Regions from separate parts of the Homo sapiens genome. Here region 1 is linked to region 2. A link is an interaction called in ENCODE POLR2A ChIA-PET data of the cell type or tissue named here. Cell type or tissue: OCI-LY7. All regions are shown on one strand. Each heading gives the region's core, and the rest is flanking DNA. Links, peaks and the distances in the headings are about the cores only. Region 1 overlaps SLC9D1 (solute carrier family 9 member D1). Region 2 overlaps ADPRHL1 (ADP-ribosylhydrolase like 1).

What was found. Peaks named below come from ENCODE experiments on the same cell type or tissue, not always from the same donor. Only the 100,000 strongest peaks of a DNase experiment are listed, where the experiment ranks them.
Region 1: POLR2A ChIA-PET joins it to region 2 with 12 read pairs; 2 of 35 experiments call an interaction of 5 or more read pairs at or near these places.

What each region holds. Positions count from the first base shown.
Region 1 is chr13:113,506,433-113,518,461 of GRCh38, reverse strand. It overlaps SLC9D1 (solute carrier family 9 member D1), which reads right to left. Exons shown (of 13, transcript NM_017905.6): 7 at 8,038-8,224. Among named protein-coding and RNA genes, the nearest start is that of SLC9D1, 21 kb to the right of the region's middle. In OCI-LY7, for the core only: no CTCF peak of the experiment used is centred there; no DNase peak of the experiment used is centred there.
Region 2 is chr13:113,428,116-113,440,144 of GRCh38, reverse strand. It overlaps ADPRHL1 (ADP-ribosylhydrolase like 1), which reads left to right. Exons shown (of 8, transcript NM_001394807.1): 3 at 6,278-6,403; 4 at 11,053-11,193. Among named protein-coding and RNA genes, the nearest start is that of ADPRHL1, 19 kb to the left of the region's middle. RefSeq lists an enhancer at 8,812-9,392. In OCI-LY7, for the core only: no CTCF peak of the experiment used is centred there; no DNase peak of the experiment used is centred there; H3K27ac peaks cover 1,479 bases.

The sequences.
Region 1 (12,029 bases), core at 2,497-7,496, 78 kb before region 2:
GTTTTAAATATTTTGTTCTCTTCCTTTGCACCGATCATAGTGAACTGGCTGAAATCAACAGACACTCAACTGTTGCCCGCTAGGCCATGGGCACCACAGAGCAGAGACCAGGTCTTCACCAAGGTCCCTGATGCAGGACCCCGAGTCCACACCCACAGGGCCTGCGCAGGAAACACTGCTCACGAGGGACTTCACGGGGCTGCAGGAGGAAGACAAGTGCTCGGAGTAGTGACGGGCACAAAACTTCAGCAGTGCAACCAGACAAGATGAAAATATTACCACACTGAAATATTACAATTTCTCTAATTTCTCAACACTTTCACTATTGTCATCTTTCTGAAATCTGCACTACCTTTTTGTGCTTATCACTACTATAAGCATTTTGATTTCTTCCTGTTTTCCATTCCTTTTATTAAACAGTTTAAATATACAGAGAACAAGGAGTATATCAAATGCTCACATACCCACTAAGGAATTTGCTAAATTTTAAACCTGTAACATATTTGCTTCAGATTTTTAAAGAAATAAAGTCCTAAGGGTGCCGCCAAGGAGCTCTGTAAACCCCTTGCTGTGGGGCCCCTCTTCCCTCCACCCACACTCCCCACAAGGAGGTCTGTAAACCCCGTGCTGTGGGGCCCCTCTTCCCTCCACCCACAGTCCCCACTTGACCTTATTCTGAAAGTTCATCATCCCCTTGAATGCATTTCTACTTAATGTTAACACCTATAGATCTGGAGGCAACACTGAGTTTATTATTTTGTAATATTAAACTTCACAGAATCAACATTTCTGCGACTTGCCGTTTTTGACCACCACTATATCTGCAAATTATCCATGTTGATGCACAAAGCTCTGATTCATTTTTAAAACTGTTGTAGAACAGACCACAGTTTATCCATTCATCTCTTGGTGGACGTTCAGGAATTCCATTTATTCACTAATACAAAAATGGCTGCATGTAATCCCAGCACTTTGGGAGGCCAAGGCGGGCGGATCACGAGGTCAGGAGATCGAGACCATCCTGGCTAACACGGTGAAACCCCGTCTCTACTAAAAATAGAATTAGCCGGGCGTGGTGGCGGGCGCCTGTAGTCCCAGCTACTCGGGAGGCTGAGGCAGGAGAATGGCGTGAACCCGGGAGGTGGAACTTGCAGTGAGCTGAAATTGTGCCGTTGCACTCCAGCCTGGGCGACAGAGCGAGACTCCTCCTCAACAACAACAACAAAGGCTGCATGAATATTCTAGCACATTGTGGGGGAAACCTCCTTTCCCCTCGCTTGCATTTTCACAAGAAGGGAATGTTTCCTCACCACTCCTGGCCTCTTGCCTGGTCCCACATACATTACTCCCAGGGAGACAAGGGCGCTCTTCCTGGAAATGGATAGAGCCCGTCTTCCTTTGTGAACCAGCCAGCCCACGGCACCTGGTCTCAAGGTTCTCTTGCAGACCTGAGTTTCACAGGGCAGGCCCTGCCCACGGAGGCCTCTGGAGGCCAACGCTGCTTGTGGCTGGACAATGAGTCTTGCTCCGAGGTTAAGAATGAAGCCTAAGAAGCTCATCACTGCCAGGCATGCAAACCACACCTTCTTCACAATCCAGCTGCCATTCTGACCTCCAGGTGCCTGCCTCCTCTGTTCCTCTTTCTATGTGTTTTCAGCACAGGCAAGGCAGAGTGGAGTTACACATTTACTGGACTCCTTCGAGGGTTGGGCCCCTCGAAGGGGCTAGAAATCTTGAGAAATAGAAAAGGAGCAGAATTTGCATCAAAATCCATGTAAGAAGAGTGACTGAGGCCGCTGCTGTGGCCAGAGCTAACACCTTTAAGCTCTGGTGAGACAGTCTTAAGTTTGGGCTATATACAAATTTCTTTTCTTTTCTTTTCTTTTTTTTTTTTTTGAGATGGAGTCTCACTCTGTGGCCCAGGCTGGAGTGCAGTGGTGTGAACTCAGCTCACTGGAAGCTCCGCCTCCAGGGTTCAAGCAATTCTTGTGCCTCAGCCTCCCGAGTAGCTGGGGATTACAGGCGTGTGCCACCATGCCCGGCTAATTTTTATATTTTCAGTAGAGATGAGGTTTTGCCATGTTGGCCAGGACGGTCTTGAACTCCTGACCTGATGTGATCCACCTGCCTTGGCCTCCCAAAGTGCTGGGATTACAGGCATGAGCCACCATGCCTGGACATATATAGGAATTTCTAATAAAATTTCAAGCATATGCAAAAGTAGAAAGAAAAATACAGTGCATCTCAAGGAACAAATAATCCAGTTTCCATGATCAGGCAGACTAACCTTGTTTCATACACTAACCTCCACTCTACCCTCCTAAGGGAAACCCCAGTCATCCTCTTAACCATACCTTTCAATGTGCATCTCTAAGACACAAGGCTGGTGTCCAAATTGGGAAGAATGAATTTAATGATCCTGTAAGCAGATGAGATTATCTCATATGTAGAAAATCCTAAAGATTCCACACACAAAAATCTATTACAATAAACCAGTTCACAAAGTTGCAGGGCACAAAATAAACACACACAAGTCAGCTGCATTTCTTTTTTTTTTTTTTTTTTTTTTTTGGGACGGAGTCTCGCTCTGTCAACCAGGCTGGAGTGCAGTGGCACGATCTCGGCTCACTGCAAACTCTGTCTCCCGGGTTCACGCCATTCTTCTGCCTCAGCCTCTTGAGTGGCTGGGACTACAGGCGCCCGCCACCATGCCCGGCTAATTTTTTGTATTTTTAGTAGAGACGGGGTTTCACCATGTTAGCCAGGATGGTCTCGATCTCCTGACCTCGTGATCCGCCCGCCTCGGCCTCCCAAAGTGCTGGGATTACCAGCGTGAGCCACCGTGCCCAGCCACTTACCTTGTTTTTAAAAACAATTATTATAAAATACTTTGGATCAAGAAAAAAGGTACAAAGCATGTCATGAACAACCAGAGCCATCACTGAGCTTCTGGAAGAAATGTCACAAGCAGCCGACTGCCCTGCGTCTCTCTCTGATGGCATGCCTCCCCATCTCTGGCACAGCCACCCGGCCACATCTGTCATTCTCAAACACTTCTTGTTGCTTTTAGTGTAAAAGTTTGCATGTATGTAAAGTTCAGACTTTAAACACATAAAACATGTTGCATTCCACATCTTCTATCTTTCCCTCCATGCTACAGAATTCACATTTGCTTCTGCAGCATTCCAATGTATGAATACATCTTAACTGTCCAGCATGTTACTGAATATTCAGTTGATTAATTTTTTGCTACTAAAAATAATGCTGTTTTGAATTATAATAATTTGCAAGAATTTTCTAGGATATGTATATAGAAATGGAATTTTCTGATTGCAAAATTGTTCTCCAAAGTGGCTGAACCAATTTACATTCCCATGGAGAATGCTTAGATCTTGCAACTCCACATTCTTGCCAATGGTAGATCAGGTTAAAAATGTCTGCCAGGGCCAGGTGCGGTGGCTCATGCCTGCAATCCCAACGCTTTGGGAGGCCGAGGCAGGAGGACTGCTCGAGGCCAGGGTTCAAAACCAGCCTGGGTAACATAGCAAGACCTCCATCTCTACAAAAAGACTAAAAACTTAGCCAGGCATGGTGGCACACGCCTGTCATCCCAGCTACTCAGGATGCTGAGATGGGAGGATCACTTGAGCCCAGGAGGTTGGGGCTGCAGTGAGCCAAGATCAAGCCACTGCACTCCAGCCTGGGTGACAGCAAGACTCGGTCTAAAACAAAGCTTGGCAGCAAGCTCGTGTGGATGGCGTCGATCTCAGTCCCATCAGCCTGCACCCCGAATACTAGCGAGGCTCATGTCTTCCTGTTGCAAGACTCGGTCTAAAACAAAGCTTGGCAGCAGGCTTGTGTGGATGGCGTCGATCTCAGTCCCATCAGCCTGCACCCCAAATACTAGCGAGGCTCATGTCTTCCTGTTGCAAGACTCGGTCTAAAACAAAGCTTGGCAGCAGGCTTGTGTGGATGGCGTCGATCTCAGTCCCATCAGCCTGCACCCCGAATACTAGCGAGGCTCATGTCTTCCTTTTTGTTCATCATTTAGGTTTCTTCTCCCGTAAGTTATTTGCTCAGATATTCTGCCTATTTTCCCATTAGGTTACTTTTTGGTTTGGATTTACAGACGTTCTTGATACATTCTGAATATTAATCCTTTGCTCTAAACAAACAATAAATAACTATAGGAAATGTCTTCCTCTGGCCTGTGGCTTATTAAAAAAAAATGCCTTTCAATAAAAGTTACAGTTGTCCCCATAGTGAGGTTAGTATGAAAAAGAAGGTTACAAAGTCAAATGTGTCATATGTATCAGTATTTTCTCTTTTGAATTCTGCATTTTATATTTTAAGGAATTCTACCCTAAGGTTATAAGGATATTTTCTATTTCCTTCTCGTAGTTCTAAAGTCAAGCTAATTTCATTTTCTTACGTTGGATAGCTAATTCCCACTCCTGGTAAGTCGATCTCCCCAGCTTCTCTGCAGCGTCTGGGCTGTGGGCCCCGACCCCCCGGCTCCATCTCAGCCTGTGGTGCTGCTATCCACCGGGACATCCTCAGTCTTGAGAGCTGGCGGGGGACTCCTCACCTCAAATTAATGTTGCCTATTCTTAGCTTTTTGGTACCCACTGAATTTTAGGATCAGTTTCTTCAGTTTCATGAAAACTCCTGCCAGATTTTTTTTATTGGAACAGCTATGAGTTTATAAATTTGGGGAGAAGTGACATCTTTATGAATGGAGTCTTTTTATGAACTCTGTGAGCATGAATTCACTCCATTTGTGACTTTATCCTCAAAGGTCACAGCTCTCTTTTGATAAGTTTATTCCCAAAGCTTTTTTTTCAAATTACAATTTCTAACTGTGCTGTGGGTATATTACACATTTAACATGTCTAACTGTAAATTTCCTTTCAGTGTCCAAGTCCTTGACTCTAACTACCTCCCAAACATGCAACCCTCCTATCTTCTTACTATCTAGAGTTTTAGCCTGGCCTTTAAAAAAACAAACTCAAACATCTCCTTTTCTAACAGTCATAACTGACTAAATGTATCACCTTCTAGCCCCCTCTGTCTCCCTGCTGCTTCCACGCCCAGCTCTGCCTCTGCAGGGCCTGGGTCTGGGCCCTGTGGGGACTGCTGGGTGGGCGGTGCTCTGGGGTCTTTGCACATCAGAAATGCCTGCATTTTACCCCCTACTCTTGGATGGTACTTTCACTGGGCACACATGACTTGTCTCCCCAGGGTGTGGGTTACCTATCCGCTATCTCCCACCATCTGACGTTGCCGAGGAGACGTGTCCTATCAGCCCAATTATTTGCTGTTCCTTTTTAAACCACCTGTCTTTTCTGCCAAGTGTTCAGACGTTCCCTTCTACTTCATGCTCAGCTGCAGAACATGACATGCCTGGGTGGACTTATTTCCCCTTATCCCATCAGTGTTGGAGATGGGCTCCTGTCTCGAGTTCTGAAAACCTACCAGGTCCTCTTTCCAGTCTCGGCCCCTGGGGCTCTGAGTCTATATATACTGACCCTCTCCATCTACATTCTGGCCCCTGGGGCTCCGAGTCCATATATACTGACCCTCTCCATCTACACTCTGGCCCCCTTCCAGTCCCAGCACCTGGGGCTCCGAGTCCACATATACTGACCCTCTCCGTCTACACTCTGGCCCCCTTCCAGTCCCAGCACCTGGGGCTCCAAATCTATATATACTGACTCTCTCCGTCTACACTCCGGCCCCCTTCCAGTTCCAGCACCTGGGGCTCCAAATCTATATATACTGACTCTCTCCATCTACACTCCAGCCCCCTTCCAGTCCCAGCACCTGGGGCTCCAAATCTATATATACTGACTCTCTCCGTTTACACTCCGGCCCCCTTCCAGTTCCAGCACCTGGGGCTCCGAGTCTATGTACACTGACCCTCTCCATCTACTCTCCAACCCTCTCCGTCTACACTCCAACCTTCTCCATCTACGCTCCAACCCCCTCCATCTACACTCCGGCCACTGAGGCTCTGAGTCTATATATACTGACCCTCTCCATCTACACTCCAACCCTCTCCGTCTACACTCCGGCCCCTGGGGCTCTGAGTCCATATATACTGACCCTCTCCATCTACACACCAACCCTCTCCCTCTCCAGTCCCGGCCCCTGAGACTCCGAGTGTATATATATACTGACCCTCTCCATCTACACTCCAACCCTCTCCCTCTCCAGTCCCGGCCCCCGCGACTCCGAGTGTATATATACTGACCCTCTCCATCTACACTCCGGCCCTCTGCCTCTCCAGTCCCGGCCCCCGCGACTCCGAGTGTATATATACTGACCCTCTCCATCTACACACCAACCCTCTCCCTCTCCAGTCCCGGCCCCTGAGACTCCAAGTATATATATATACTGACCCTCTCCATCTACACTCCAACCCTCTCCCTCTCCAGTCCCGGCCCCCGCGACTCCGAGTGTATATATACTGACCCTCTCCATCTACACTCCGGCCCTCTGCCTCTCCAGTCCCGGCCTCCGTGACTCCGAGTGTATATATACTGCACACCTCCGAGTGTATATACACCGTGCACTGATTTTGAAGTCTTTGTGAAGCTTCTCTGTCCATAAGGGCAGTTCACGCTGTGACTGCTGAGTCCGTCAGCTCTTTTCCAGCCACAGATTTCTTCACAGGTGTGGGTGTCCCGTGTGCGGGCCACTAAACTAGGAGCTGTTTTCATGCGTCGTTCCTGGTCCCCACTTGGTCTTTTTTCATTTCACTCAGCCCCCGACCCTCCAACCCTGTCCAGTCTCACGATGGGGCTGACCCTAGGACCAGCCCACAGGGATGCTGGCACCAGCACGGAGGAGGCCCATGGCCGGGGCCACCCGTCCAGCGTCTAGCAGGGAGGCTGCATCCGTGTCCTACTGGCGCCTCAGGCCCCGCAGAAAGCCGCAGATTTTTAAAAAGTTTTCCCTGCCTCCTTTCACAGACAGATGCTTCCCAACTGCCTGTCACACAGTGAGGGCACATGTGGGTCCCACATGCTCCAGCACCCTGCTTGGCGGCCCATGGCCAGCTCTGCTCAGCCTCTCAGTTGCCGGCACAGAGCCTCTCGGTTTATGGGAGAGGTCAGACATACCTCTTTGGTTTTCTCTTTCCGTATTTTCTCTTCTATGCCTGTGTGTTCTGTGCAGGGTGAACGTCAGAGTGAAGTGACTGTGACATTTCGACCCCGTATTTTACTGACTTTTACAAAATAAGAGCAAAACAGTGACAGCTTACCCAGTGGGTAGGCAGGCTGTCAGAAACAGCCACCTGCCAAGCCTCCCCGCACAGGGACACGGTCCTGCCTAGGTTTCCGAGTGAGTCGGCTTCCACTGTCCTCCCCGCACAGGGACACGGTCCTGCCTAGGCTCCGAGCAAGTCGGCTTCCACTGTCCTCCCCGCACAGGGACACGGTCCTGCCTAGGCTTCCGAGTGAGTCGGCTTCCACTGTCCTCCCCGCAGAGGGACACGGTCCTGCCTAGGCTCCGAGCAAGTCGGCTTCCACTAAACAGTCACGACTTAGAAGCGGCAATGTTTCATACATACGATGAAACTAAGGCCAAAGCCAAAGAGTCGGGAACACCTTCAGTTACCAAAGCACCTTGATTTCACAGGAAGAAAGTATCAAAAGTGTATCAATTCCCAGTGCCTGCTAGAATTAAAGCAGCAAAACATACGCAACTTCCTAAAATCCACCAGTTCCACAGGTCATTTTCCAGTGCTGACTGGTTTTTCAAAATCTTGGTCCAATTTCTCTCTGGCCCTCAATCAATCCTCACGGGCATTTTTCTTAATCAAGTGGAGAAGTGGAGGTTTGGAGGAGCTGAGTTCACAGGGACACCATTTCCTTGCAGAATGTAAGCCCTGGTATCCACCATGGTTAGGAAAGTCCTAAGAGGGGAAATAAGACTTTGCAATTTTTCCTCACATGCCCTCAACTGTGAATCCAAAAGTCACCTACACACGAGCATGAATTAGACACGCACTCAGAACATGCCGTCACCTACCTTCTTTGTCACCCCGAGCACTGCCCATGAGGAACCTGGACACGAGGGGTGTGCTTGACAAGGACAGACACGTGGAAATGAAGACGCTCTGCGTGGGTTTGATCCGCAAGAGATGCCCCCACAGCAAGCCAAATGCAATCATTAACAGTGTCATGTAACACGGCCCTTGTAAGGAAATCTTCCACACCTTAAAGAGAACACAGTGAGTCACACACTTTTTAGTGACAACAGGCAATGACCACACCACACAGACTTCACGCATTTCTGCATCCAGGAAAGGAGGCAGAGCTGAGCTTTTGTGAAGCAACGCTGGGGTCACCATCTGAACATGGTGAATCCTCACACAGGGCTTCCTCTGTGCCAGGCACTGTCACAGGGCTGCACACACACAATACACGCACACGCACTCTCTCCCCATGTGTGTGAATAGAACCTAATCCTCAGAACACCCTGAGCTCAAGATGACCATTTTCCCCACTTTCAGATGAAAACACCGAGGCACACACAGGTTAAGTGACTCGCCCAAGGTCACGTGGCCAGTAAATGTTGGAGCCAGGAAGTGCACCCAGGCCCTGTGGCTCGGCATTCGAAGCGGCTCTATAGTGCCTCGGGGTGCACTCAGCACTGTGTTAAACCAGACGGGAAGGTGGAAGAAAGCACGCTTCAATCGTAAAATAATAAAAACTACCGACATATAAACATAAATACGATACATCAACCAAAGAAATTAACCTGGAACTCCTCCTATTCCACGTGAAGTGCTCATTCATATTTTTTTCTCCTCACTGCATGGTCCCAATCAATATAAGCATCAATTCCCTAATTCCAGGCCCTCTACAGAAAGTGAAAGTTGGGGTGGGGGCCCTAGAAGGAAGGGGTGCAGGGGCTGTGTGGCTAAACATAGGCGTCATGGAGCAGCCGGGCACATGCGGCTCCGGGAGAGCCCACCCAAGAAGCCTGCCAGTCCCAACATAGGCAGCTCCAGGGGGGACCCACCCACCAAGCCCGCCAGTCCCAACATAGACAGGCAGCTCCAGAGGACCCACCCACCAAGCCCACCAGCCCCAACATAGGCAGCTCCAGGGGGGACCCACCCACCAAGCCTGCCATCCTAACACAGGAAGCTCCAGGGGGGACCCACCCACCAAGCCCACCAGTCCCAACATAGACAGGCAGCGCCAGGGGGACCCACCCACCAAGCCCGCCAGTCCCAACATACACAGGCAGCTCCAGGGGGGACCCACCTGCCAAGCCCGCCAGCCCCAACATACTCAGGCACCTCCAGGGGGGACCCACCCACCAAGCCCACCAGCCCCAACATACACAGGCAGTGTCAGGGGACCCACCCGCCAAGCCCACCAGCCCCAACATACACAGGCAGTGTCAGGGGACCCACCCGCCAAGCCCGCCAGTCCCAACATACACCGGCAGCTCCAGGGGGGACCCACCCGCCAAGCCTGCCAGTCCCAACGTACTCAGGCAGCTCCGGGGGGACCCACCCACCAAGCCCGCCAGCCCCAATGTACCTTGGGTGCTTTGGAGCATGTGAGCCTTTCCCTCCCCACCTAGTTCTTAGTGAAAAATAACACTTCTTGCAAAATTACAACTTTTTTTTTGAGAATCAGGGAAATGAGCAGACACGCCCCAGCTTCCCACAGTTGTGACCAGCTGGCCTGCTTGTCCACCATGGAGCTTCCGGACCCCAAAGGGGAAGCACAGTGCCTTCCAACCCCATGAGGCCCGGGCTCACTTCATCTGAACACTGAGATGTCATGTGACAGGAGGCCAGCAGATGCCACTTAACAGCTCTGGGCTGCGGAGACTCAGGTAAGTCTCTACTCTGCTCGGCCCCCTCTCTCCTTCCACAAGGAGGGGAAGGGTCGGTCCCACAAAGCCTGCCTCTGAATTTCTTTTCTCTACTTCCTATGCTTGGCAATTGTGATGGTTATCACAGAGCGCGTCTCACACCCTTCCTCTTCCGAATATCACGGCCGAAGAGCAATGGAAGCACCCGTGCTGTCCACGCTGGCTGCAGCCTGAGGAGGCCACGGGCGTGGGGGTTACTCCTGCAAGCAGTGTTAGCCAGCTCTAATTCTGGGTCTTCCTAACCCTCAAGGGACACATGGAGTTGAGGCCTGATCTGCCACTAACTCGCTGTGCGCCCTGGGTGGGTAGCAATCTCTCTAGCTTTAGTTTCTATAGAGAACAGGCGAGACTCTGTTATCTCTGAGGTCATTACCAGGGTGAACCTTGTCTGACGTTATTATCTTGTGTTACCCCACATTCCAGCCAGGAGGGCCCTGGGAGAAAGGTGTCCAGACACCACAGTGGGAAACGGCACCAGGAAAGGCCACAGGGGCACAGGTGAGAGTAAGAAGCTTCCTGTTCAACACGGGACCCGTGCATGCATCAGAAACCCCATCTGCAGGTGCGCCCAGGTCAGAATCTGTGGGTTACCAAGCCCCCCAGATGGCTGCCTGTGGGCTGAAGGTCAGGAGGCGCTGACGGGAGGGCCCCTTGGCACCCCCGGCGCCAAGACACATTCTCCTGAAATCCCAAAATACAAGCCGCAGGGTAGGCACACACGTACGTTATACCTGCCTCACCCAGCAGCCCCTGAAGGGCCTGGAACACCACAGGTGCTCAACAGGTATTTGTAGTTAGAACAGAGAAGATACAAGACAGAAGCAAACGAAACTCCCAACCACAATGACTTGAGAAACAATCTGGAGAGAGGCAGAAACTGACAGACTCTTAAGAGATCAAGTTTAAGGAACAGTTGAAGTCAGGCTAGAGGAGCGAGCAGCTACAAGGGCGAGAACAGAGTGGGCAGCTTTCCTCAGCACTATGCACGGCGCAGTTTCGGGGCTTCAGTGTTCCAAGTAGTTTCTAATCATATCTTTAGAAGTCCTAAGAGGGGCCTTCTGGCAAGTATTAACATTTCAAAAACCCAAGGAAATTATTTTCCCACCCATAAGTGTGGTGTGCAAGCTAACCCACGTGGCAGGAGGCTCATCAGTTCAGAAAAGTCACTCCGGGTATCTCAGGTTATTCTAAAGCTTGGCCAGATATTTATACCTGAGTAATAAAAAGGGGAAAATAAACACATTGCTTAATAATGTCGTTTTCTGGGTGGATACAGATCTGCAATCCGAGTCCACAGACTTAGAAAAACAGCGGGATGCCGTCTCCATGAACCAGGGTGGGGCCAGACTCCGACGGCTCCCTCCGGGGACAGCAGCACAGGCTCGGCAACGGGTGAGAGGAGTTGGGACCGGGAGACCCTCGTCAGCGCCAAGACACCCGCACATCCCAGACACAGAAGGAACCCTGCCCAGCCCCACTCAATCAGATGTCAGCAAGGAGTTTCACAGACGTCTCCTGAGTCCCAATCCAGTGTCCTTCCACGCATCTGACTCTGTCACCACGCAGGGCAGCTGAGCACAACTTACTAACAGAGAACGCCAGCCTCTTGCCAAGCCCCCGAGTCTACACCACCAAGCAGGCACTTCAGAACCGGGTGCAAACCCTCGGAAGCACCATTAGACGACAGCAGGCCTGATGAAGCACATGCTCACGCTGCTCACAATTACCTCCACCTTACGTTATACAACATTATTTTTTATTTAACTGTGAATACTATAGTGGAGAAAAATACAAACTATGAAAATGCAGAGCCAGAAGACACTGGAGCCTTCTAGATTCCTCACTGTACAGGAGAGGAACACAGGTCCAGGCAGATCAGTGCCTTGTTGACGCTCTGCTGCACAGCCAGAACTTCATCCCTCCCACCTCCCCTACGGGTTGGCCCTAAATTGCCCTTTGCTGCAAACCTCTCTAAATTACACACACACACACACACACACTCACACACACACGCCCATGCTGCACCATGGAATGGAGGCCTTGTGTTTTTACGGAGTCTCGTGGGACACTGGTGAGACAGGGCACTGGACAGCCACATCCCCAAACCCCCTATAACAGGCTCCTCC
Region 2 (12,029 bases), core at 2,365-7,364:
GAAAACTCATAGCAAACTAAGCCAAAAGAAAGCAGAAGAAAGAAAATAGTGAAGATCAGCATGAAAATCAATGATTGAAAACAGAAAAAGAGTAGAGCAAATTAATAAAACCAAAAGCTGGTTCTTTCAGGAGATCAAAACAATTGAGAATCCTCTAGCTAGACTGATGTGGAAAAAAGAGAAAGACAAATCATCACTATGAACGAGAGGAGTAAAATCACCAGAGTCTACGGAAATTAAGAGGAAAATAAGGGAATATTATTCACAATTTTATGCCAATACATTTAACAACTTAGATTAAAAGGACAAATGTTTTTGAAAGACATAAACTACCGAAGGTCACTCAAGAGGAGAAAGGTCATCTAAATAGTATTACATCTTATGGAAGAAATTACAAGGCCAGTCATGGTGGCTCACACCTGTAATCCCAGCACTTTAGGAGGCCAAGGCGGGTAGATCACCTGAGGTCAGGTGTTCGAGACCAGGCTGGCCAACATGGCAAAACCCTGTCTCTACTAAAAATACAAAAATTAGCCAGACATGGTGGTGGGCACCTATAATCCAAGCTACTCAGGAGGCCGAAGCAGGAGAATTGCTTGAACCCAGGAGGTGGATGTTGCAGTGAGCCGAGATCACATCACTGCACTCCAGCCTGGCGACAGAGCAAGACGCCGTCTCAGGAAAAAAAAAAAAAAAAAAATACAAAGAAAACTGTAGGCCCAGGCTGGGCACGGTGGCTCACACCCGTGATCCCAGTACTTTGGGAGGCCAAGGCCGGCAGATCACCTGAGGTCAGGAGTTCGAGACCAGCCTGGCCAAAATGGTGAGCCCTCTCCTCTACTAAAAATACAAAAATTAGCTGGGCGTGGTGGTGCACACCTGTAGTCCCAGCTATTCAGGAGGCTGAGGCACAAGAATCACTTGAACCCGGGAGGCGGAGGTTGCAGTGAGCTGAGATTGTGCCATTGCACTCCAGCCTGGGCAACAGAGTCAGAGTGAGACTCCGTCTCAAAAAAAGAAAAAAAAAAGGAAAGAGAATTTCAGTCCCTGATGGCTTCACAGGGTATTTACCAAATGTTTGAGGAATAAATAATATAAATTGTACATAACTCTTCCAAAAGATTGAAGAAGAGGAATACTTCCCAAATTCATTTTTCTGCTCTCCAGGAAACTCTATTTAATGAATGAAAAGGCAAGTCAAAGCTGGGAGAAAATATTTGCAAAGCAGATATCTGATAAGGACTTGAGTCCAAAATGCATAAAGAACTCTTCCAACTTAAGAAGAAGAAAGCAAGCAACCCCATACAAAAATGGACAAGAGGGCCAGGTGTGGTGGCTCACACCTATAATCCCAGCACGTTGGAAGACTGAGCCAGGAGGATCACTTGGACCCAGGAGTTCCAGCCCAGCCTGAGCAACATACTGAGATGCCATCTCTATTATAAAAAAGAAATTTTTTTTTTGAGATGGAGTCTCGCTCTGTCACCCAGTGGCACAATCTCGGCTCACTGCAACCTCTACCTCCTGGGTTCAAGCAATTCGCCTGCCTCAGCCTCCAGAGTAGCTGGGACTACAGGTGCGTGCCACCATGCCACTTAATTTTTGTATTTTTAGTAGAGACAGGGGTTTCACTATGTTGGCCAGGCTGGTCTCGAACTCCTGACCTCAGGTGATCTGCCTGCCTTGGCCTCCCAAAGTGCTGGGATTACAGGCATAAGCCACCATGCCCAACTATAAAATTTTTTTAAAAGAATAAAACATGGGCAAAACTTCTCCAAAGAAGATATATGGGTGGACAATAAGCACAAAATCATGCTCACCATCTTCCGTCATTAGAAAAATGCAAATAAAACCACAATGAGATACCATTACATAACTAACAGAATGGCTAAAATTTTTAAAAATGTAGCAAGTGCTGTCAGGGCTGTGGAAGATCTACTGGAGGGACATCAAATGGTTCTACCACTCTGACTCTGGAAACCCATTTGGCAGTTTCTTTAAAAGTTAAACATTCTGCCAGGCGTGGTGGCTCATGTCTGTAATCCCAGCACTTTGGGAGGCCAAGGCAGGCTGATCACCTGAGGTCAGGAGTTCAAGACCAGCCTGGCCAACAAGGTGAAACCTCATCTCTGCTAAAAATACAAAAACTAGCCAGGCATGGTGGTGTGTGCCTGTAATCCCAGCTACTCAGGAGGCTGAGGCAGGAGAACTGCTTGAACCTGGCAGGCGGAGGTGCACTGAGCTAAGATTAGGCTGCTGCACTCCAGCCTGGGCCACAGAGCAAGACTCCATCTCAAACAAACAAAAAAGTTAAACATTCATCACCACGTGATCTGGAGGCTCTGCCCCAGCATTCGCCCAAGAGAAGAGAGCCTCTGTCCACACCAGGATCTGGTGCCTCATGCTCAGAGCCCCAGACTGGACACAGCCCAAACTGCAGGTCTGCAGATAGAGCAGCCATGGCAGATCAATGCAAGAGGGAGCTATTCAGCCATAAAAAGGAATCACTATTGATCCCCAACAACGTGGGCGCTTCTCAGAGCAGTTATAAGGAGTGACAAAAGCCAGGCGGAAAGCACGGCACGTTCTCCGTGATTCTGTTTACACAGGGCCTGGAACACGCCGAGTAACACGCACGGTCGCAGCAGTGGGGCTTGGGAGAGGCAGGAGGACGGATTGCAGAGGGCACCGGCGGCTTCAGGGTCAACAGAGGCATTCACTCTGCACCTGGGTGCTGGGTCCCGGGGTACACCTGTGTTCACCCTGCGCCTGGGTGCTGGGTCCTGGGGTACACCTATGTTCACTCTACACCTGGGTGCTGGGTCATGGGGTACACCTGTGTTCACCCTGCGCCTGGGTGCTGGGTCCCGGGGTACACCTATGTTCACTCTATGTGTGGGTGCCGGGTCCCGGGGTACACCTGTGTTCACTCTACGTGTGGGTGCTGGGTCCCGGGGTACACCTATGTTCACTCTACGTGTGGGTGCTGGGTCCCGGGGTACACCTGTGTTCACTCTACGTGTGGGTGCTGGGTCCCGGGGTACACCTATGTTCACTCTACGTGTGGGTGCTGGGTCCCGGGGTACACCTATGTTCACCCTGCGCCTGGGTGCCGAGTCCCAGGGTACACCTATGCTCACTCTACACCTGGGTGCTGGGTCCCGGGGTATACCTATGTTCACTCTACACCTGGGTGCTGGGTCCCGGGGTACACCTATGTTCACTCTACGTGTGGGTGCTGGGTCACAGGGTACACCTATGTTCACTCTACACCTGGGTGCCGGGTCCCGGGGTACACCTATGTTCACCCTGCGCCTGGGTGCCGGGTCCCGGGGTACACCTGTGTTCACTCTACACCTGGGTGCCGGGTCCCGGGGTACACCTATGTTCACCCTGCACCTGGGTGCCGGGTCCCGGGGTACACCTATGTTCACCCTACACCTGGGTGCTGGGTCCCGGGGTACACCTGTGTTCACTCTACACCTGGGTGCCGGGTCCCGGGGTACACCTATGTTCACCCTGCACCTGGGTGCCGGGTCCCGGGGTACACCTATGTTCACTCTACACCTGGGTGCCGGGTCCCGGGGTACACCTATGTTCACCCTGCGCCTGGGTGCCGGGTCCCGGGGTACACCTGTGTTCACTCTACACCTGGGTGCCGGGTCCCGGGGTACACCTATGTTCACCCTGCACCTGGGTGCCGGGTCCCGGGGTACACCTATGTTCACCCTACACCTGGGTGCTGGGTCCCGGGGTACACCTATGTTCACCCTACACCTGGGTGCTGGGTCCCGGGGTACACCTGTGTTCACTCTACGTGTGGGTGCTGGGTCACAGGGTACACCTACGTTCACTCTATGCGTGGGTGCCGGGTCCTGGGGTACACCTATGTTCACTCTACACCTGGGTGCCGGGTCCCGGGGTACACCTGTGTTCACTCTACGTGTGGATGCTGGGTCCCGGGGTACACCTATGTTCACCCTGCGCCTGGGTGCCGGGTCCCGGGGTACACCTGTGTTCACTCTACGTGTGGATGCTGGGTCCCGGGGTACACCTATGTTCACTCTACACCTGGGTGCTGGGTCCCAGGGTACACCTATGTTCACTCTGTGCCTGGGTGCTGGGTCCCGGGGTACACCTATGTTCACTCTACATGTGGGTGCTGGGTCCCGGGGTACACCTGTATTCACCCTGCACCTGGGTGCCAGGTCCCGGGGTACACCTATGTTCACCCTACACCTGGGTGCTGGGTCCCGGGGTACACCTGTGTTCACTCTACACCTGGGTGCCGGGTCCCGGGGTACACCTATGTTCACTCTACACCTGGGTGCCGGGTCCCGGGGTACACCTGTGTTCACTCTACACCTGGGTGCCGGGTCCCGGGGTACACCTATGTTCACTCTACACCTGGGTGCCGGGTCCCGGGGTACACCTGTGTTCACTCTACACCTGGGTGCCGGGTCCCGGGGTACACCTGTGTTCACTCTACACCTGGGTGCCGGGTCCCGGGGTACACCTGTGTTCACTCTACACCTGGGTGCTGGGTCCCGGGGTACACCTGTGTTCACTCTACACCTGGGTGCTGGGTCCCGGGGTACACCTATGTTCACCCTACACCTGGGTGCTGGGTCCCGGGGTACACCTGTGTTCACTCTACACCTGGGTGCCGGGTCCCGGGGTACACCTATGTTCACTCTACACCTGGGTGCTGGGTCCCGGGGTACACCTGTGTTCACTCTACACCTGGGTGCCAGGTCCTGGGGTACACCTATGTTCACTCTACGCCTGGGTGCTGGGTCACGGGCTACACCTATATTCACTCTACGCCTGGGTGCTGGGTCACAGGGTACACCTATGTTCACTCTATGCGTGGGTGCCGGGTCCCGGGGTACACCTGTGTTCACTCTACACCTGGGTGCTGGGTCCCGGGGTACACCTATGTTCACTCTACGCCTCGGTGCTGGGTCACAGGGTACACCTATGTTCACTCTATGCGTGGGTGCCGGGTCCTGGGGTACACCTATGTTCACTCTACACCTGGGTGCTGGGTCCCAGGGTACACCTATGTTCACTCTACACCTGGGTGCCGGGTCCTGGGGTACACCTATGTTCACTCTACACCTGGGTGCCGGGTCCCGGGGTACACCTATGTTCACTCTACACCTGGGTGCCGGGTCCCGGGGTACACCTGTGTTCACTCTACACCTGGGTGCCGGGTCCCGGGGTACACCTATGTTCACTCTACACCTGGGTGCTGGGTCCCGGGGTACACCTATGTTCACTCTACACCTGGGTGCCGGGTCCCGGGGTACACCTATGTTCACTCTATGCATGGGTGCCGGGTCCTGGGGTACACCTATGTTCACTCTACGCCTGGGTGCTGGGTCCCAGGGTACACCTATGTTCACTCTACGCCTGGGTGCCGGGTCCCGGGGTACACCTATGTTCACTCTACACCTGGGTGCCGGGTCCCGGGGTACACCTGTGTTCACTCTACATGTGGGTGCTGGGTCCCAGGGTACACCTATGTTCACTCTACACCTGGGTGCCGGGTCCCGGGGTACACCTGTGTTCACTCTACACCTGGGTGCCGGGTCCCGGGGTACACCTGTGTTCACTCTACATGTGGATGCTGGGTCCCGGGGTACACCTATGTTCACTCTACGTGTGGGTGCTGGGTCACAGGGTACACCTATGTTCACTCTACGCCTGGGTGCTGGGTCCCAGGGTACACCTATGTTCACTCTACGCCTGGGTGCTGGGTCCCAGGGTACACCTATGTTCATCCTGCACCTGGATGCTGGGTCACGGGGTACACCTATGTTCACTCTACGTGTGGATGCTGGGTCCCGGGGTACACCTATGTTCACCCTGCGCCTGGGTGCTGGGTCCCGCGGTACACCAGTATAAAAATCTTAGGGTCGTGCATGTTTCATTATGCCTAGTTTGTTGTATGTAGTTATAACTCAATGAAGCTGTTTTTACAGGGAAAACATCTCGTTGAAAGCATGCTGCAAATCACGAGCATATCTCCAGGCCATCAAACGTTCTGTTTTTAGTGACTAACACCCGACACTTGGATGCAACCGAATTTGCCCCATCTCCTTTCTGCTGCAGGACTTGAGTGGCCTGCCCATGGCTCGCTCATTTAAACCACACTCTGATAACATGTTATTACACAAATTTTTCTACTTTTAAAATTATTCATGAAAGCTAGATTGTCAGGGGTGGAATTATTGGAGCAGAAGTCTAAACTAGCTCTTCCTTCTCCACACAGGCTCAGGGTTTGGAGCGGCCACCAAGGCCATGTGCATCGGCCTGCGGTACTGGAAGCCTGAGCGGCTGGAGACCCTCATCGAGGTCAGCGTGGAGTGCGGCCGGATGACCCACAACCATCCCACAGGTAAGTGTGGGCGGGGGGTGGGAGGGAGGTCAGCGTGGAGTGCGGCCGGATGACCCACAACCACCTCACAGGTTAAGTGTGGGGTGGGGGGCGGGGGCCTGGAGCTGCCGCCATCTGCACGTCTGCTTAAAGGAGACAGAAGCTGACCCTGCACCTGCCGGCTGCCTGCTGTGAGGGCGCCCTGCCCGGGACACTGGGCTGGAAATCTTGTGGGTTCACATCGATTTTTTTATTTGTTGGGGGAGTTGGCTTATTTTTTAATCTGCTTTGCTTAAGGCCTGTTTTCAGCCCAAAAGCAGGATTAGCGATAAGCACGGTGATGTTGAAGAAACTGTGCAAGGGAAGAATTCAGTGGTTTTGGTATCATTTGTGTCAGAACAAAAGACAAAGAAACGCACCAGTGCCTGGGTGCAGGTGGGATCGGGGGGACCCTGGGGACAAGGGTTTGTACAATACTTCCTGCATTTTCCTGCTGTGCCCTGGGTTGGCCCCACCACCCGCCGGCCAAGGGAGCCAAGGAGACCACGGGAACCACGGGAGCGGCTCCACCCCACGGGCCACAGGTTTCTAACCTGTAACGGGGCGACTGCCACATGTGAATCACACCCCCAAATCGGGCTGTGTGAGGGTGAAGCGGGTTGGATCATGTCGCCCCCTTAACACGGCACTTCCGTCCTTGTGGTCTGTGCCAGCTGGCCAGCTGCTCACTGGGATTTGTCCCCGTCCGCAGCCCGTCCTGTGGAGGGCAGGCCTCTGAGAGGCCAGGCTGGGGTGGCTGCGGTAGCGCCTGACTCTAGGCCTGACTTTGAAAGGTAATGAGGAGGCGGCTCGGTTGGCTTCCATTTAAAAAAAGCAAAAAGGACTCAAAACTCCTGACCTGCAGTTGGCCCTTAGTCCTGGCACCGCCCAGTCCCACGCACATCCAACAGCCACGCTAGCCTCGTTCAAGATTACCTTTTGGTATCTGCTGTGACTGGCATCCCAACAAGGAGGGCAGAGCTGCCCACCCCTCCGTGAGAACAGCGGTGAGCAACCGGCCTTCGATCAACACGCAGCTCTGCCGGCCTGGCCGTCCCACCCCCACTGAGTCTGCAGCAAAGCAGGTGCGTGCCTTTACTACCCTGGGGACAGATGGCCTAAGCAGTGGACTCACAGGCAACTTTGCTAACTCGTTAAAATGAAAGAGGGAAGGCACGTGACCCAACTGGTGGGCCAGAGTCAGATGCTGAGAAGGGAGCAGTGCTGGACTCCTGCTAGCTGAGTGCTGCAACTGGGCGCAAATTAAAAATTAAAACCTTCAGACCCGAAAATGTTGGGCATTTGCCAGGTGCAGGTGCAGCGGCTCACACCTGTGATCCCAGCACTTTGGGAGGCAGAGGCAGGAGGATCACTTGAGCCCAGGAGTACGAGACCAGCCTGGGCAACACGGGGAGACTCCATCTCTACAAAAAAATTAAAAATTAGCCAGGCATGACGGCACGCACCTGTGTTTCCAGCTACTGATGTAGGAGGATCGCCTGAACCCAGGATGTTGGGGCTGCAGTGAGCTGTGTTTGCGCCATTGCACTGCAGCCTGGGCGACAGGGCGAGGCCCTATCTCAAAAACAAAAAAAAAGCTGGACATTTGAAAACAATGTAATGAGCACAAGAATCTGTGTTAATAATTTAAATTTCTAAAACATTTGCTAATATATTTCCTACTCATATTTTAAAAATTATTTCACGGCCAGGCGCGGTGGCTCACGCCTGTAATCCCAGCACTTTGGGGGTGCCAAGGCAGGCGGATCACCTGAGGTCAGGAGTTCAAGACCAGCCTGGCCCCCATGGTGAAACCTCGTCTCTACTAAAAAATACAAAAATTAGCTGGGCACGGTGGTGCATGCCTGTAATCCCAGCTACTCAGGAGGCTGAGGCAGGAGAATCGCTTGAACCCGGGAGGTGGAGGTTGCAGTGAGCTGAGATCACACCACTGCACTCCAGCCTGGGCGACAGAGTCAGACTCCATCTCAAAAAAAAAATTATTTCACATGTTTAATAGATGAATAATTTATATATTCTATGATAATGACCAAAAATGTTTTAAGGGTTTGATTTTATGAAATTGACACTTCAAAGTGCTTTTTAACTCTACTCCCTTTTCCATTTTCAAACCACCTCTGGCAGTAAGAGCCACAGTTTGTGTTACAGCCTGCATCGCGTGCTCCCATGAGTCCAGAGCTGCAGCCACCCTGCGCGGGGGCAGAGCCGTAGGCAGGGTCAGGACCGGCCCAGAGCCCTGGGCTTGAGAACCATTCATAGACTCTTGCCGCTGCTGCAGCCCTCCCGCCGGGCCAAGGGAGGCCCTGATGAGTGCCTTCAAGAGTGGCCCAACAGCCGCTGGAAAGCGTCTCTGCAGCCTGTCTCTGCGGCCTGTCTCCGCATGGCGTGTCACGGGCAACCATGCTCCATGTAGCGGCCGTGTTGAGTGGCCGTTCACCGTGGGCCCAGCCTGGGCTTAGGGTCATCTTTTCCCCACGACAGCCCCGGCAGGGCAGTGTCACAGCCCCGGTGTACAGAGAAGTGGGATGTCAGAACGCACGCGGCACCCACCGCAGAGCCTGCCTCTGGCCAATGGCGCCGTGACAGCAGGCTCGCCCCTCTCCTAGGTGGCTGTGGGCCTCAGACACACCCACAGGGTCCACAGCAGAACCTTCTGAAGCTAACATGGCTCCAAAACAGCAACACAACCTCTCAGCCCCACATGCCCCATCCACAAGAGGGGTGATCACCATGCCCTTCACAGGCTCTCGTGAGGACTGAGTGGCAGATGACACCCTGGGAGCAGTGCCCAGTGGGGCAAGGGCTCGGCAACGGGGGTCACTGCTCCCCTGCATGGCCACTCGCACTGTAACTACTGCCACCACCACAGCTGCTCCCATCGGCAGCACCACACCATCCCTACTGCTGCTGTCGCTAGCAACACTGTCACCGCCACCACTAGTGCCACTGCCACCCCCGCCACTGGTGCCACTGCCACCCCCGCCACTAGTGCCACCCCCGCCTTTTATCACTGCTCCGCTTTTGTCACCAGTACAGCCATCACCACTATGGCTGCTGCTACTGGTCCTGTCACCACTGATATCACCAGTTCCTCCACATGATACCGTCACTAGTACGACAACCACTGCTGCAGTCACTGGCACCACACTGTTCCCACCCTGACCGTCACGAGTACCACCACCATTGTTGCTGCTGCTACTGGTACTGTCACCACGGCCGTCACTAGTCCTCCCACACGACTGCATCTCTGAAACTACATCATGAGTACCATGGCCATCACTTCGCCTCCTGCCACTACTGACCCGCAGCGGCTGCAGTCCCCACGATGGCTAGCAGTGAGAGGAGAGAGCTCATGTCTTTGGAAGAGGCAGCCCCTCCAGGGCTGTCTCCACCCAGACGGTGACCACGGGATTTCCAGGACTGTCCTGCCAGCCCTGGGCATTGTTAGCCTCATTATGGCCAGGATCATCGTAATTCAGATCAGTCTCTTCCGAGCTCCTCTCTGATGGCTTGCACACTAGCGGAATGAGGCCACTGCAATGGTGGATGGGAGCCTAGTGGGGCCAGACGTGGCCATGTTCCCTGAGAGCTGCGCACCCAGTGCCACCTGCTCCGTGAGGTGCAGGGCTGGCTGTGTGGACTGCGGGGTGAGCTCAGTACCCCAGAAGCCGCTGGCTCCATCTTTCCCCACTGCCCTGGAAGATGGACCAGGACAGGCCTCCCGGACTTCTTCCTTAACCGTGTTTTATTAAATACATATATACTCGCATGCATTTATTTTTCAGTAAACAGTTGTAAAATTTGACATACCAAAGAAAATAAGGGAGGCAGTGCCTATAAGATGAGCTCTGAGCTTGTCTGTGCTGATGAGCTTGCTGGCTGCTAATGCACGCCCAGAAGTTAGGCAAGAAAAGCCCCAAGCACCAGCAGGGCGAGTGAGTCGGCCCCGCACAGGAAACGCCTGAGTGTGCACAACGGACCCAGAGCTCTGCGGGGTCGCTCTCAAGTCAGGAGAGCCCCCACCTCAGCCTTCTTCCTGCACAGGCTCGTTAACTGATAATCCCCGGCCACGGATGCTAAAGGTCTACGTGACGCGGTGTTCCCAATAGCCAAAGGCGGAGGCAGCTCATGCATCCACACACAGATGACGGGCAATCAAAATGCGTTCGTCCACGCACGGAATGCGATTCAGCCGCGGAGAGGAAGGGAAGCCGTGGCGAGCCACGCGGGTGAACCTGGGGATGCGTCCTGAGTGGAACACGCCCGCCACAAAGGGACAAATCGCGTGCGGTCCCACGAGGAGCAGGCACCCAGAGCAGTCACATCCGGAGACAGAAAAGTCAACTGGGGGCGGCCAGGGCCTGGGGAGGGCGGTGGGGTGAGTGGAGTGGGGACAGAGCTACAGTTTGGGAAGATGGGGAGTTCCAGGGAGGATGGAGAATGTCCACAGTGTGAACGTGGTTAATGCCGCCGAACTGTGCACCTGAACATGGGAAAGACGGAAAACGAGCAAACCCTTCCTCGGGAGTCCCACGCAGCGTGGCGGGCGGCCCCAGGCCCTCCCAAGCGGCCCAGGTGATGGTGCCCCCTCTCTCTTCCCTGCCCTCCAGGCTTCCTGGGCTCCCTGTGCACGGCCCTGTTTGTGTCGTTCGCCGCACAAGGAAAGCCCCTGGTCCAGTGGGGGAGAGACATGCTGCGGGCGGTGCCTCTGGCAGAAGAGTACTGCAGGAAGACCATCCGGCACACGGCAGGTGAGCCGCTCCCCCGGCCCCAGTCCGCACTCAGAGCAGATCTGGACAGATCCAGCCCCTCCATGGGCCCCCAAATACTTCAAGGCACTTTCGCTCTTAGATGGAACTGGGAGGGCCCTGTCCGGGCCATGTGAGCAGAGCTGGCCTCGCAAGGCAGGCCCCATGCTGCTCCTGACCAGTCTGCCTCTGCCCTGACCTGGGAGGCTTTGCCTCCCCACCCGGAGCCTCAGAGAGACCTGAGCCTGCCGGGGACATTTGCCTCCGGCGGGTCCACCCGTCCCCGTCCACCCCAGCCCGCGGCACCAAGCGACTGGCAGCCACTGGGATGTGAGTGGGACCTGTGGTGCCCCCTGGAAAAACTCTGCTTCTGCCGGTTTGGGCGAGCTCAGGGCTGGGCCCTTCCCTCAGGAGCCCCATGAGGCTGGCCAGAGGCAGGGACAGCAGGTATGGGACTAGGAAATCCGTGACGGTTCCGGAAGATTCTTCCACCCCACGGAAGGTGCCGTCTAAGAGGGGAGGGGGCGGCAGGGGGAGCACAGGCAGCTTCATGCAGCCTTTGGCGTCCTTGCATGGTTGAGGAAATTGGAAATAACGTATCCAGTGTGTGTGTCCTTGAGAAGGAGAGGGAGGATTTGAATGTAGGATCAGGTTTGCTTATTTTTCAAAACAGCCTCAGGCTGAAGTCTTCTTGATTTTTTTTTTTTTTTTTGAGATGGAATCTGGCTCGTCACCCAGGCTGGAGTGCAATGATGCAATCTCAGCTCACTGCAACCTCTGCCTCCCAGGTTCAAGCAATTCTCCTGCCTCAGCCGCCGAAGCAGCTGGGATTACAGGCG